2 separate regions of the Homo sapiens genome follow, and region 1 is linked to region 2. Evidence: read pairs that join two places in POLR2A ChIA-PET (ENCODE). Cell type or tissue: B cell. All regions are shown on one strand. Region 1 overlaps SPAG9 (sperm associated antigen 9). Region 2 has its middle 7.2 kb from the start of SPAG9.

Region 1 (2,500 bases), 130 kb before region 2:
CCAGAGGTCTGAGATAGACAGGCACAGGTAAATTTTTCATCTTATTTTCACCTTGACCATTGGTTACCTAATAATGGTGGAAGGAGGAGTGAAAAAGGCACATTAGTAAGCCTCATCAAAAGTGAACTTATTACAGATCCACTGAGACATGAGCAAGCACTGCTGTTATTTACTCCTTGAAATCAAGTTCAGGTTTTTTGTTTTTTTGTTTTTTTGAGACAGGGTCGCTCTACTGCCCAGGCTAGAGTGCAGTGGCTTGATCATGGCTCACTGCAGCCTCAATCTGTCAGGCTTAAGCGGTCCCCTCCCACCTCAGCCTCCAAGGTAGCTGGGACTACAGGCACAGGCCACCACACCCAGCTAATTTTTTAAATTTTTTGTAGAGATGAGGTCATGCTATGTTGCCTAGGCTGGTCTCAAACTCCCTGAGCTCAAGCCATCCTCCACCTTGGCCTCCCAAAGTGTTAGGATTATAGGCATGAGTCAATAACAGGCACCATGAGCCAATGACAGGCATCAGCCAATTTTGCCATTCTTATTTGAAAAACAGAAAAATCAAGTTGAGCAATTCAATAAACAGGATATAATGGGAGCTCAAAAAGAGGCTCTAATTCACACATATGTGCACACGTGCACATGCATATGTGTTTGTACATGAACATGTGAGTCTTTTGGGGTAGGAATTATGGAGTAGACAGATAAAATTCCTGAAGACCTGAACTTAATTTTAAATGAACAGTTTGAAAAGTTCCATGCCAATAATTTTTTCAACAATGATGCTGGTTTTTTAAAAAATGAAATCTTCAAATATTAAACCAGAATTGCTCTGGTTACAGCAGAGCGGGTACCTCAAACTCCATGCACTTAGCCACCCTTTATTGACTCCTCCCCCCCTCACAGACTCAGAGCATTTCATTTGAGTTCTACAGCTCTAGAAAACAGCCTGAAAACCACCACCCTCCATGCTTAAATGTGTGCCCAGTCCATGCGGCTGAGATGAGCAGGGCTGGGATGCGTACAGTGAATCCTTCATGCCCACGCACACTCAACTTGCCCTCTTCTTTCCTGCTGGATGCTCTTACCACATGTGCATATTACCTGTTTGTACTTCTGAGGCAGACTCCAGCCAAAAGCCTGCACTCTACCGTCTTCCTTCTGAACATGTGCTTTTACCTGACGATACTGCTCTCTCTTTTGTTCTCTGCGTGAGGCTAAACTAGCTTCAGTTCTAAAAGGAAAAAAGATTTTCCTAATTACATGAATACGTTTAATTACGTTTATCCCCAGTTTTATCTCTCCTCTGTCACTAAAACAGCAAAAACAACAAAAATTTACATGATTTCAAATTAGTTTATTTCAACTATAACAGCTCCTTAAAAAGTGTTATAATAGGCCGGGCACGGTGGCTCATGCCTGTAATCCCAACACTTTGGGAGGCCGAGGAGGGCAGATAGCCTGAGGTCAGGAGTTCGAGAGCAGCCTGGCCAACATGGTAAAACCCCGTCTCTGCTAAAAATACAAAAATTAGCCAGGCACGGTAGTGCGGACCTATAATCCCAGCTACTTGGGAGGCTGAGGCAGGAGAATCATTTGAACCCGGTGGAGGTTGCAGTGAGCCAAGATGGTGCCACTGCACTCCAGCCTGGGGGACAAGAGCAAAACTCCATCTCAAAAAACAAACAAACAAACAAACAAAGTGTTATACTAAAGCTGGTCTTTTTAAGTTTGTGCAGTGAATTCAGTGCCTAAGCTTTAACAGGTTACCAAGCAGCTTTGTTACATTAAATTGAATCATCAGCCACCAAATTTATATCAGGTTTCAGATGCTGGCCATATGAAAGGGGAAAATTCTTAAGTATGTTTGGCTTTTTTGTTGTTGTTGTTCATTCAACAAATATTTACTGAGAATATCCTAATGCCAGAAAACGTGCTAGAAGTGATTTAAAACTTGAGTAAATCAATATCTGCTTAGGAAGATTGATATAGGTTAGATTTTAGATCCCATTAACTTGTTTCAGAAAATAAAAATGCAAACTGATTTGGTAAACTTTGGAGTTATAAGGTAAAATATTATTAAAATGATTTTGAAAATAATTTGCCATTATTTTGGCCATTTAAATTTTCATAAGATGAGTTGCTATGTATATATACCACAGTTAACATATCTACCTATATGTCAGATACTTTACAGATAACTGTATAATTGGGTCCAATCACCTTTGAGATAGGTTATCAGATTAATTTTACAGACAGAGAAACTGGGGGCTCTGAAAGGTTAATTTGCCCAAGTGTTTGTACCTAATGAGTAGTAAAGTCAGGATGGAAAACCAAGTCCTCTGACACCAACAGAAATGTTCAAACATTTAGGATAAAGGCTCATTTACCTCTAAAGGCCATTCACATTTCTATTAATAGGTATTTATCAATGTTGTCATACCAGCAAAAATGAGGCATTTAAAAAAAAATCCTTCTCTTTTATAAAAACTGAAAAGCAATTTTC
Region 2 (2,500 bases):
CCACCACACCCAGCTAATTTTTTTTGTATTTTTACTAGAGATGGGGTTTCACCATGTTGGCCAGACTCATCACAAACTCCTGACCTCAGGCAATCTGCCCCCCTTGGCCTCTTAAAGTGTTGGGATTACAGGCGTGAGCCACTGCCCTCAGTTTTTTTTTTTTTTTTTTTTTTTTTTTTGAGACAGTCTCACTCTGTCACCCAGGCTGGAGTGCAGTGGCAAGATCTCAGCTCAGTGCAAGCTCCACCTCCCAGGTTCAGGCGATTCTCATGCCTTAGCCTCCTGAGTAGCTGGGATTACAGGTGCATGCCACCACACCCAGCTAATTTTTATATTTTTAGTAGACACAGGGTTCTGTCATGTTGGCCAGGCTGGTCTCGAACTCCAAGCCTCAAGTGATCCACTGGCCTCGGCCTCCCAAAGTGCTGGGATTACAGGCGTGATCCACCATGCCTGGCCAAAGCCTTTCTTTTTTTTTTTTTTTTTAAGAGACAGGGTCTCACTCTGTCACTGAAGCTGGAGCACAGTGGCACGATCGCTGCTCACTGCAGCCTTGACCTCCCAGGCTCAAGGGATCTTTCCACCTCAGCCTACTAACTACAAATACGCCACCACCCCGGCTAATTTATTTTTTTACTTTTTATCGAGACAAGGTCTGGCTCTGTTGCTCTGGCTGGTCTCAAACTCCTGGGCTCAAGTGATCCTCCCACCTCAGCCTCCCAAAGTGCTGGGATTACAGGAGTGAGCCACTATGTCTGTCCTTGAAAGCCTTTTTAATGTGCCAAAACAAGATGGGTAAATGTATCCAGGTTGAAGTTAGAAGGCCTCTAGACAATAACTATTCTGTTTTACTCCCTGTTCCCCAAGAGCTTTGGATTCACTGGAATTGCCTCTAAGAAGAGGCTGTACACATGGTTGAAGCAGGAATCCCAGTATTGAGGCTGTTTTTGATGGGGCCAAGGAATGTCGGTCATATTTGTGTGCAGGTCTATTTTCTCTCTCCACTTTTTCTGACTTGGGCTGAGTGGATGAAGAGGAGGCCCACCACCACCTCTCAGTATACTTTGTACACATAGAGTTGCATTCATCTGGGAATAAAAGACATATTTTCAAAACAGTAGGTTTGATACAGGACAGGCAAGCTCCCAAATTGGGGCTTAGCCAGGGAGGGTTGTTGGCTTCCTCCAGGAAAGAATTCAAGAGCAAGCTGGTGGTATTAAACAGCAACTTGTATTGAAGTGGCAGTGTATAGCAGCAGCAGAGGTACTGTTCCTAGCGAGCAGGGATACCCCATAGTCGGTGTGCCCAGAATAGCATCTCAGAGGCAGTTCTGCACTCATATTTTTACCCACTTATAATCACATGCAAAATAGGGGGCAGTTTATGCAGACATTTCTAGGAAAAGGGTTGTAACTTCTGGGTTGTTGGGTCATTGCCATGGAAATGGGTGGTAACTTCTGGGTGTTGCCATGGCAATGGTAAACTGACAGGGCACGCTGGTGGGTGTGTCTTATAGAAAACTGCTTCTGCCTTGGGGCTTTTTTAAGCTAGTCCTCAGTTTGGTCCAGTGTCCAACCTCTGCCTCTGGAGTCCAGTCCCTGCCTCCTACCTCAGGTTGCTTGGGTTTTTCCCTCCCAATTATACAAGAAATGCATACTCACTATAGAAAATTTGCTAAATATGAGCCAGGCACGGTGGCTCACGCCTGTAATCCCAGCACTTTGGGAGGCTGAGGCAGGCGGATCACGAAGTCAAGAACTCAAGACCATCCTGGCCAACATGGTGAAACCCTGTCTCTATTAGAAATACAAAAATTAGCTGGGGATGGTGGCGCACGCCCATAGTCCCAGCTACTCAGAAGGCTGAGGCAGGAGAATTGCTTGAATCTGGGAGGCAGAGGTTGCAGTGAGCCAAGATCGCACCACTGCATTCCAGCCTGGCGACAGAGCAAGACTCCGTCTCAAAAAAAAAAAAAAGAGAGAGAGAAGAAAATTTGCTAAATATGGCCAGGCGCGGTGGCTCACACCTGTAATCCCAGCATTTTGGGAGGCTGAGGCGGGAGGATCACGAGGTCAGGTCAAGACCAGCCTGTCCAACATGGTGAAACCCCGTCTCTACTAAAAATACAAAAATGAGCTGGGCATGGTGGCAGGCACCTGTAATCCCTGCTACTCGGGAGGCGGAGGCAGGGGAATTGCTTGAACCCGGGAGGCAGAGGTTGCAGTGAGCTGAAACCACGCCACTGCATTCCAGTCTGGGCAACAGAGCAAGACTCCATCTCAAAAAAAAAAAAAAAAGAAGAAGAAGAAAATTTGCTAAATATAGGCCGGCCGTGGTAGCTCATGCCTGTGATCCCAGCACTTTGGAAGGCCAAGGTGAGTGGATCATTTGAGGCCAGGAGTTCAAGACCAGCCTGACCAACATGGTGAAACCCAGTATCTACTAGAAGTACAAAAAAATAGCTGGGCATGGTGGCAGACACCTGTGATCTCAGCTACTC

What was found. Peaks named below come from ENCODE experiments on the same cell type or tissue, not always from the same donor. Only the 100,000 strongest peaks of a DNase experiment are listed, where the experiment ranks them.
Region 1: POLR2A ChIA-PET joins it to region 2 with 10 read pairs; 10 of 35 experiments call an interaction of 5 or more read pairs at or near these places.

The regions. Positions count from the first base shown.
Region 1 is chr17:50,995,467-50,997,966 of GRCh38, forward strand. It overlaps SPAG9 (sperm associated antigen 9), which reads right to left. Exons shown (of 30, transcript NM_001130528.3): 16 at 1,099-1,228; 17 at 1-67. Among named protein-coding and RNA genes, the nearest start is that of SPAG9, 120 kb to the right of the region's middle. In B cell, no CTCF peak of the experiment used is centred here; no DNase peak of the experiment used is centred here.
Region 2 is chr17:51,126,805-51,129,304 of GRCh38, forward strand. No RefSeq gene overlaps it. Among named protein-coding and RNA genes, the nearest start is that of SPAG9, 7.2 kb to the left of the region's middle. RefSeq lists a silencer at 1,290-1,513. In B cell, no CTCF peak of the experiment used is centred here; a DNase peak (open chromatin) is centred at 1,457.